2 separate regions of the Homo sapiens genome follow, and region 2 is linked to region 1. A link is a loop called in an ENCODE intact Hi-C map of the cell type or tissue named here. Cell type or tissue: heart right ventricle. All regions are shown on one strand. Links, peaks and the distances in the headings refer to the core of each region. The heading gives the core; the rest is flanking DNA. Region 1 overlaps FABP2 (fatty acid binding protein 2). Region 2 has its middle 40 kb from the start of LINC01061.

Region 1 (5,389 bases), core at 149-5,148:
ATGATGAACATGAATTGGTATTATAAAGCACTTTGAAAAATACCTGGCACATTGGAAACACCATGTATTAATAAATGTTAACTTGTAGTGGTAGAAGGAGTTGCATTTAACTGTATCTGAGTTAGTGCTATGTTTTATAAATAAAGCATTTATTTAGATTTTATGATATCCCCCTTGTGTGTAGGAGCCAATTTGTATGAAAATAAGGATGACAGGAGTCTGATGTGTGAGTTAGGCCCTTTAATAATTCAAGAAAGTCTGTACAATTAAGCATCTTATGAAAAATAGTTCAATGGAAAGTATAATTCAAGATTGCATATATTTCTATGAAAGCCTACCGTTACTCCTTTATAATACTTATCGCAATAATTTTTACTTATTCAATATGTCTTCTATGTCTAGATTCTAAGCTAAGCAGATTCAAAGTTCCATGGGAACAAAATAGATTTGTCTTGTTCACCACTAAAACTCATGTCATATTTAGCACATGGTAGGTGCTTGGTTCATATTTGGTTAAAGGAATATGTATTCTTGGCTACTCAGAATACGAGGAGCCTATACTGAACAAGTTATCTTTTTATCCACCAGAAGCAAGAATTCATTACTTCCACATCTAAAAATGTTATCTCACCCCTCTTTTCTTCTATCCGGTTTTTGTTTACTAGAACTCATCATGACTGCTTTTACCTCATGGCATCTGTTGTTTGCTTTTCCATCTGTATCTTAACTTTTGCCCATCATTACTAGCTAATGACTTTCTCTGTGTATTGAAGTCAAATTCTCAACAGAGACCCTACCTGGTTTTAATTAATGAGAATTATTGGTCTTGGACAGAGTTCTCCTATCATTGGCTGCTCTCAAGTATAGAAATTGACTGCCCTTGGGTCAGGTGGCCATTTTTGACCTAATCAGATATGGCTAGGGTGATCTGGTTCAGAATAAGTTTATCTGTTTGTAAAGAACAACAAGGACTTATTCCCTCAGTAGATCTTCTGGGTTTAAGAAAGAATGGGGAAAGCTGGCTTTCTGAGGCTGGGGCTGCCCAGCATGCCCCAAATTACAATCATTAATATTTGCTATGTGTTAGAGGGATACAGTGTGGGGTATAGATATAAGACCCTATCCTTGCCCTCATATAGCTCACAAACTAGAGGAGGCAGGCAAGCAGATTGAATATAGAGTAATGGTATTGCTGGAGTTGAACACTTTGTGCCATGGGAACATGCAGGACAAACACTCAGTCTGGACTGGGATTGTGAAATAACCTCCATCTTTACTGAGGTTTCTCTGTTCCAAGTATATGTTAAAGAGAGGAAGTTCTGTGTCACAATGATGCCCTTCAGTATCCTTTTTTTAAAAAAAATCTTGTTTAAAAGTTTCTAAATTAAAACCCAGTGAAGGCATTGAGCATATACTCCTTTACCTAAAAGACATTTTGTTTTCAAGTTTAGGAAGAGTACTGTTCTTTGACTTTCAGGTGTTTTCTCCAGTGAATATAGTGAGTGTGCCAGAATCATTTGATAAGAACAGTTACACTACCTGTAATCTGAGAGATGTGGCTTTGAAACTGGGCTGACATTTAGGGAGCACTTCCTTGCCTGTCCTCCTTCAGAGTTCTACTACTCCTTCATTTCACAGCAGTCCTAACTACTAATTGTTTAAGCTCCCTCTTTCATTCCTGGAAATCTTGATTACATGGCAGGGAGGACTTCTCGCAATCCATCATTCTAATGGAATCTTCAATGAGGATATATATGGATGAGAGAAGCCCTCTGGAACACTATGCTTTATCCATGACTATTGATTTCCACCATTTGCTTCAAACTTTCATCTTCTGCCACTGTCTTGCATACTCTTCTTTTCCAGTCAATTCTCCAGTAAAATCTGTTCCAGACAATAGCTTGAAGGTTGGTCATCGGGCCTGAAGGCAATATACACCACCCTGCATATTAGCACCCACTGAGTGAGAGTATAACCCTACTCTAGATGACCATCCAATGCTGAAGATGATGATGCTATTCTTGGTATTTCGATTCAGACCCAAGATGAGCCTGAGAGTTTGTATCCATTTGAGGAAATTCTTAATCACCTAAATATCTCTACCAATAGTGTTCATCATTAAATACTTGCTGTCTGGCACATAGTGCTTTTTTAAAATTATTTTTTGTTCAATAAATGAAAGCAGTTTTAGTGGATCGGTTCAAGAGGAGTCTTTGTATTAGCTTTGTTTAGTGTGGAGTTTGGAACTGAAGAAGCATTTAATAATTAACATTTTAAAGTGTAGACTACGGTATATCAGACCTTTCTGGAACACTCCCTAGACACTGAAATGCGGCAAAGACACTGCATTGGAAACCTCCGAAAGAGTCTGTATCCTTGGCCAGCAGATGGCATTCTTATACTATAGTTTAGAGAAAGCAAGTAGCAAAAGGTAAAGAAGCACTTCTTAATGATGAAGTGACCATCTACCTCCTTTTTCCCTTCCCCATCACCACATAACCTTATCTCACTTCCATTTTATCCCAGGCAACTATCTTTTCCATCCATCCATTCACCCTTCTTTAGGTGCCTAGAGATGTCTTGCTACCATTCTCTCTAGTTGCTCATAGGAAAATATCTTTTGTACTTATTAATAGTCAATCCATAGAAATAGGACAAGCCACATAATTTTCAGGGCCCTGTGTAAAATGAAAATGCAGAAGTTGTTCAAAAAGTATTGAGAATTTTAGGACAGTAAGAAAAGAGCATTAAACCAAGCACAGGGCCCTCTGAGCCCACACAAGCCATACACCCATGAAACCAGCCATACTTTATAATGTAAATATTTCCCTCTTCCCATCCTACCTTCCATTGTTCTAATGTCCTGTCCCCTGTGACCCACACCAAAAAGGCTGCTTAAGAAAGGAAGGAATCACTAAATGTCATTCAGACATCATAGAATCTTAGCACTGAAAGAAAATTTGGAGATCTAGTTCAATCCTCTCATTTTAAAGATGATTAAACTACATTCCAAAGAGATGAAGAGACTCTCCCAAAGTCCCCAGCTAGTTATGTCACAGACTGGACTGGAACTAAGTATTCTCATCTACCAGGCCAAGGCTCACTCTCTCACGCAGACTCCATGAGAGGTATTTTAAGAAAAGAGTTTTCCCATCTACTCAGGATATACTTTGCCCCATTTTCTCTAGAGGAGAAGGGTACATGTTTATGTTACATTTGAGTACCAGGTATATGCCAGGCATTACACTCGATGTTTTATACATAATACCTCAATTGCAACAAGCTCAGAAAATCATTACATTTTCCCCATTTTTCAAATGAGAAAAATAGAGAATCAGAACTTGAATTTTAGTCAGTAAATGGGCAGACAAGAATTTGGGCAAGTCTGTGATTCTAAAACCCATTCTTTTTCACCACATCATTCCTAAATTTTAGGAAAGCTGAGTCAGCCTGTGTTTCCTGAACATTGGTCTTGTTTTTGGTCAGCTCTGGGTGATTTGGGGACTCTTTCCAGGCTATGTTCTTCAAATTTACCAGGTTTGCTACTGCCTTGGTGTCTTTGCTCCAGGGTGTTTCCTCTGCTTGAAACACTCTTCCCCCAGATATTTCATGAAAAACAGGACCACGTGTTGGAGAGGTAACAGGGCATCTGATCATATAGGGTCTTACAGGTCATTGTAAGAACATTGGCTTTTTCCTCTGAGTGAAAATGGAAGCCATTGCAGCAGTTTGAGCAGATAAGCGATGTGATCAGATTTAGATTTTTAAAGGATCCTTCTGGCTGCTGTGTAGAAAAAGAGACTAAAGGGGTGGAGTAGGGAAGGTAGAAGTTCTTGGGCTTTTTAGAGAGTTGTAACAGTAATCCAGGAAAAAGATAATGGTGGCTCATACTAAGGTGATAGCAGTGGAAGTGATGGGAAGTGGTTGGATTCTGGAGTTATATGTGTATGTAAGTACTATATTTTTAACTTCTTGTTATGGAAAATCTCAAATACATACAGAAGTACAGAGATGAATATAATGAATTCCTGTGTTCCTATTCAGTGAACCTATCATATGTTATTATGTGTCAGGCACTTTGCAACAGCTGCAAGAATTGCCAACTTGTATCAATCTTCCTCCCCAACCCTAGATTGGGGAGAAAGCAATTTGAAGCAAATCCCAGATACCATATTGCATGTGTAAATATTTCAGCTTCTACTACTCCAACTGCTTCTGACTGCCCCGACATTCTGCTATCTACCCTATGGTTACTGCTTGTTCATAGTTTCAGGTACTCATGACTTCTACTTATTGTCTGCTCTATTTGTCCTCTTTAAGCCTTTTTCCTTGCTATCAACTACTAACTGTGTACTTCTCAAATTCAAACTCCCTAGAAAGAGGTTCTTGCAGGTTCAGTTAGTTGTCATTTTTCCTTCTACACAGAGCTCATGATCTGGCCAAATTGTGGTAGATTGGCTGCTCTTGGGTCAGGGACCCTCTTTTGGCCAAGCAGGGTGGTGTAATGACAAGGTTGGTTTTCCCGAAAAACGGTTGTTGAAATGGAAGTCACTTAACAAATAATAGGCTGTTCTCCAATACTAATAAATAGTGGAAATTTAATTCTAGAAAGGATATAAATGGTGAAAAAAGTCAGCCTGCAATGAGACTAGAAATAGATAAGTGTCTAATCACTCAACACCATTATTTTACAGTCTGACCTGACTCATTTAGAGTGCTATTCTTGGGTGCCACTGAGGAATTAAGGACATTTTTTTTCTTAATATATTTTTGTTTATAACAGGCTGAGTAATAGCATAGATCATAATGATCTAGGCTGAAAGTCAAGACCTACATTTAATTCTTCTGTTCATCATGGACTTTGTACAATATTAGACAAGCTAATAAACTTCTTTGTGCCTTTGTCTCTCTCAGTTTTTGTATTGAGATTAATACCTGCCTTTTCCTGATTCATATATGGTAGACACATAAGATTAGAGGGATAAAAATACATTGAGCTTTTATGAAGAGAAGCATGTGAAAATCTAAATAATTACTATTTCCTATGTGAAGATTTTTATGAAATTATAAAATGAACATAGATTTAAGGTATTTTTATATAAATTTAAGGAGTACAAGTATAGTTTTGTTACATTGATATATTGCATAGTGGTAAAGTCTGGGCTGTAACCATCACCCCCTGAATAATGTACATTGTACCCATTAAGTAAATTATCATCGCCCCCTGCCAACCCTCCAACTCTTCCAAGTCTCCAGTGTCTATTATTCTACACTCTGGTGTGTCCATGTGTATACATTATTTAGCTCCCACTTATAAGTGAGAACACGCAGTATTCAGCTTTCAAAGATTACATACTCTCTATTCATTTTCATCAGGTACTCAAACATT
Region 2 (5,389 bases), core at 285-5,284, 56 kb after region 1:
TCAGTACAGATGCACTATTTTTCCTGAATATTTTTGATCTGAGGTTGGTTGAATCCCATGGAGGGTTGACTGTACTTGATTGTTTTTCCCCTAGTGGGATATAATTTACATACCATAGATCTTAACTGTACAGTTTGCTAAGTTATAACAAATGTACACATCTATTAATCCACACCCAAATCAAGGTATTGAGCATTTATAACCTCAGGTCTCTTCCCAATAAATCTCCCACTCCCTTTCCAGGCAACCATTGATGTGATTTCTATTATAATAGGTTAGTTTTCCCTGTTCTTGAACTTCATATAAATAGAATCATACAGAATGTATTTTTTTTAAGGCTGACTTCCTCCTCATAACATATTTGTGAGAGTCATCTATGCTGTTGTGTATTTCAGTAGTCGTCCCTGTTTATTGATGAGTATTGCATTGTAAGGGTTTATTACAGTTTAGCATGTTAATGGATATGTGTCTCCTCTGACTAGAGATGGGATGGGATCCACATCCAGTGCTGCCAGCTGTAGGAGTGAAGGATGCAAGGGCAGGAGCCAAGCTGTCATTAAAAAAACCAGTAGAACACTTTGTTTACTCTGTCCACTACGTGTTAAAAATACTTGGTGTGGAAGTGTTCAGTAGTTCGTTCTGTTTGTGTCAACATTGTTTTATTTTTTAAGTTTCCTGAGATCAGAGGAGCTTGTTGTCCATTAAGTTGTTCTAATATGATGATAGGTTAAAGCTGTGTGCCAAGTCCATTTAATTTTATAATAGGATTGTTTGTTATAGCAAATACTTTAGAAATGTTAGTTATTTTTAAAGCCATTATTAGTCTTTATTATTACTGATTATAACATTTCATCATGTGGATTTATCATATTTTACTTAATTGTTGCCATATTGTTAGATCTTTAGTTGGTTCTGGTTTTTTTTCTACTAAGTAATGCTAAAGTAAAAGTCATTTATGTATCTTATTCCATTTTTTGGACTTTTTTCTCAAGGTAGATTTTCAGAAACATAATTTTAGGGTCAAATGTTTTAAACGTTTATATTTTTTGGTATCTATTGATCAATGTTCCTTATTTGTTTTCTAAGGGAGTTGATTAGTTTACAGTGACAGCAAAAATATGCTAAGGGCCAAGGCTTACTGTACTTTAGTTTGAATATATATTGTCTGGAAACATTTTGTTGTTTGAATTGGGAGGTGCTAGAAAGAAAAGTAAAAACATTTTGTATTATACTTATAAAATGCACTCTCATGGTTCTATATTTGATAACTAATGAAGCATCAAATACATTTCTCATTTTTGTATGCTATGTTTCTTTTTTTGCAAATTTTCCCTGATTACATCTTTTATGTTGAGAATATTTGATCAAAAAAGGAAGCTACCTATATTGTGAATGATCTGGGATAAAACATCATCTTATGCGGGAGAGACTAAATCTTGGTGTTCAATTCTCATGAGGTAGAATGTTCAATCCAAGAAAAAAAGCCCTGAGTCAGAGCTGATGTGCTACATGGTCATTGCCATGCATTGTGTTAAATCGTTGACTGACATTTAATTTTTCAATAACCTGAAAGGTAGGTGGTGTCTTCATTATCCATTTGACCCACTCTCAAATAAGTCGGACTTTTAAGAGAAACCTTGGGTTAAAAGTAGTAGAAGTAGCAACTGGAAAAAGGATAGTGTAGGAGAGATGGCTTTCAGTCTGCCTGAGGCTGCTTTGCCCCCAAATTTCTTCTCTCCATACTACCTTTGCTTTTCTACTTCATTAATTATAACATTGGAAATGCCACCAATTGCAGTTGTATTCTGCTTAAGAGTCAACCTCTCTTAAAATGTTAAAAACCCCTAGAAGGGGATTTATTCTGGAAGATCTTGTGTTATTAGCTATTAATATGACCTAATCAGACAGTTTTTTTTTTGTGGTGGGGGGAGGTTGTTGTTTTTGTTTTTTTAAACTCTGTGGGACATACCTATTCCTAGGGGTGGAGTGTTGGGAGGAGGCAGGCGAGGTTGCATGTGGGTTACAGGAAAGAAGGTGGAAGAAAGTTTCCTTCCTCTTTCTGGGATGTAGGGGGCTGGCCCGGTGCAGAGTTTTGACATAGGAAATGCTTGTCCTTGGCATCCTGCCATCTCCTTATTCATACTTCTACATCTCAAAACCCTACTCCTTGACCGCAAAACCCAGCCCTCTGCTATGTGCATCCAACCATGACTCTCCACCCAGATCTGCCTTTCTTGTCACTAAGCGTTTCATCTTCTAAACACATCACCCTTGCCTGCCTTCTCCCCACACTCCTCCCCAAGCTCCACCTTGCAGGATAGCTATGGCTAGCCGAGTCAAAAACAACAGCAACAACAAAAGCTGTCTTTTCATGCTTGCATGTTTTCTTAGATATTTAGAAGTTATATATATATGGAGCAATCGGACCCTTTGGTAGTCTCTTCCTAATAAACAAACTGCTAATGGCTCAGGATTTAAAAGACATACTACATAAATTATTTCCCCCTATGGAATAAATGCCCAAGCTGAAAATAAACTATAGATCCTAATAGCCAAGCAGAAGGAGTATACTTGTCTAAGCAAAACATCTTCTATGTAATTTGGCTTGTCAAACAATGTGAAGTAGGATGAAAGCAACTTACTTTAAAATATGCAGCTGATGTGAGAGTGTCACACAGATGTTAATTGTTTGGCTTGGGTGTCTTCCATTTCTCATGCTCTACAGTGTCTTCACTGATCAGTGGTGGCTTCTCCCCTCCATTTCTTTGTTCATTGCAGAAAGCATCTCCAAAGTAAAAAATGTGCAGCCTTTTATTTGTCTCCATTGGTTGGAAATCAACATATACAAATAAAAAAGCTTTTTTTTTTCCCTGTTTTTCAAAATGACAACATTTTAAGTTAGATTTATTTAATCAGGGGCTATGTCCTTCTACTTCATGTTTCTCCAAACACTTAAAACTGTTGCTGTTCACCGAACAGGAAGAGTAACGTGTAGAGCCTGGTTACTGTTCTACAAAACACTGGCTTGATGATCAAAGGCCTTTCAGACTCCAAAGGCCTTTCAACACGCCAAAGTGAGGCAATCTCTAGTGAGTGGTGGGTAATATTTCCCAGAGAAGCCACAGTCCATATATAGCTCCCCTTAACCCTTGTTATATTTGTTAGCATTGTAGAGATCCAGAAAGACATTCCTTTACTTGCTCCCTGACTTTCTTTTAAATAATATTTGACCATTTAAATGGTACATAGAAAATGCACCACTTAACAAATACATAAAATTTAACAAATATGTAAAAATAAATAGGAAATGTTCATATCACACCTAACCAGAGATAAAACGTATTAACAATTGTGGTATAGCCCTCTAATACTGTCTGTTGTTATGCACACATGTGTTTACCCAAAAAAGGGGTCATACTGTAGATTCTTTTAGAAACTAGCTTTTTATACTAAATGTATTAGAAACATTTTTCCAAGTCATTAAATATTTGTCTACTAGATCTCTTTTAAGAGCTGCAAAATATTCAATTTCATTGATATTATAGAATTGACTTCATTTTTCTCTTGTTATTGGACATTTAAGTTCTTCTCAATTTTTTATAATTTAAACAACACTATAATTAATAGTTCTATAGCTAAGTATATTCACATTCACAGTTTGTTCCATTGTGTAATATAACAGCTTGGGGTCCTTCTGCAAGCAAGGCTTACATGCAGTTCATTTATTTGGGAAGTGATCCCAAGGAGCCACAGTGAGTGAATGGAGGACTTGAGCTGGAAAGGAGGGAAAACCGGTTCATAGGTGCAGTACAGATCTGGCCATAGCTACATGTGACAGGACCTTTGAAAGCCTTATAACATATGTCTCAGAACTGTCTTCTAGGAGAATACCAGGGGGAAGTATTTCTCTTCCTTTGATCCGTTCTCCACTAGTCAAGGGTGGTCCCACAGCATTATTTCCCACATGCTTCCAGACTATGTGGGTATGAGCCCAGTGCATCACTGAAGGCCTAGGATAGGAAGCCAGAGAGAGGTATGGCCGGGGGCTGGGGTGAGGCCCTGTTACGATACATCTTCAGAAAGGTGGTCAAAGCCTGCTTGGGCCTGGTTGCCGCAGTGGTGGGTTGGGCAAGAAGTAAGGCTGAGAGGATTTGTAGTAGGATACAAGAAGTGTCTGGTACATATACATTCCTAGAAACAGAGTTTGTAATTTTGTCTCAAAGGACATGCACAATTGTATCTCAAAATAGAAATACACATGGGAGTCATAAAATTATGTTCAGGTTGATTCATTTATGAGGTACACATTCTGAGACCTGAGGATGTGGCAGGGGGTAACAGACGTGATCCTACTGCCACAGAGCTTACATTCCTTTGCAGGAAGACAGTAAACATGGGAACAAATACATAACATCAGTGCTGACAGCAGTAGGTGCTGTGAAGCAAATGAAATGAAGCAGTGCTGTTAGTAGTGACTTGAAAGGGACTGAGCCCATGGTGAGAACACCAGGGTTCTCATGATTTTAGATGGCACACAGATAAACTGAGAGTGAAGAGACTCAGGGTTGGGTTGATGGAATAGAACTAAAGGAGAAGGATGTAGGAAGGAGGGGCGAGGGCCTCTTTACATTCACTGTCCGCTTTGCATTTTTCCTAGAGGCAGATGTACCCAAGAGAGATATTTTGGCTTTTGGAGTGTGGCCTTCCCTCAGTGTATATACTATATGGAATTTAATCACTCTTAGATTCTTAGAAAATATTATTAACATTCAAAATATATATCAAATTATAATTGCTCCATCTTTGATGTTTTGGAATATACTTCAGGATCATAGAGTGCCTTGGGGTTATTTTTAATCAATCTCAGTGTTAACACTAGTGCAACTCTGCACTAGATGGAAATTTCCATTAGATGGTGGCTGGGGGTTTATTTTATCAATGTAATTCTACTTCATATGAGAAGCAGCACTGTTCAACTGCTCCTTTGCTTTAGAGAGCTCAGAAAATAAGTTTCAAAGACATAAATTTATTCATTGGACCTTTTAGTTACAATGCCCAAGATATTTTTGTGACCTAAATAGCAAATTAAGAAATCACCTCTTTACATTGCTAGGTGTTTCTCACATTTGTTACCGATAGTACAATTTATCCACTTCAGTAGAAAGTAAGCCATGGGATTATGATAGCTCCAGATTAAAGCACATTCTTCTTTTTCAGTGATATGTAAAACCACAGGATCAGAATTATATTAGATATTGAAATATTAGAATATTAAATCTGATCTCCTAAATCAGGGTTTTCCACATTCTGATCACTTGTAATCATTTGTGGGCCAGCTTCAGGATTTTGCTATATTCTACAAGTGCTGATGCTATTAAATTTTTAATGT

What was found. A loop is a pair of places that touch in the nucleus more often than their neighbours do. Peaks named below come from ENCODE experiments on the same cell type or tissue, not always from the same donor. Only the 100,000 strongest peaks of a DNase experiment are listed, where the experiment ranks them.
Region 2: it touches region 1 in a loop (2.6-fold over the local background); 11 of 110 quality-filtered maps call a loop at or near these places.

Annotation. Positions count from the first base shown.
Region 1 is chr4:119,312,172-119,317,560 of GRCh38, forward strand. FABP2 (fatty acid binding protein 2) reads right to left here. Exons shown (of 4, transcript NM_000134.4): 4 at 5,079-5,389. Among named protein-coding and RNA genes, the nearest start is that of FABP2, 7.3 kb to the right of the region's middle. In heart right ventricle, for the core only: a CTCF peak has its summit at 2,382 (motif pointing right); no DNase peak of the experiment used is centred there.
Region 2 is chr4:119,368,442-119,373,830 of GRCh38, forward strand. It overlaps the pseudogene KLHL2P1. Among named protein-coding and RNA genes, the nearest start is that of LINC01061, 40 kb to the right of the region's middle. In heart right ventricle, for the core only: no CTCF peak of the experiment used is centred there; a DNase peak (open chromatin) is centred at 2,180; H3K4me3 peaks cover 1,575 bases.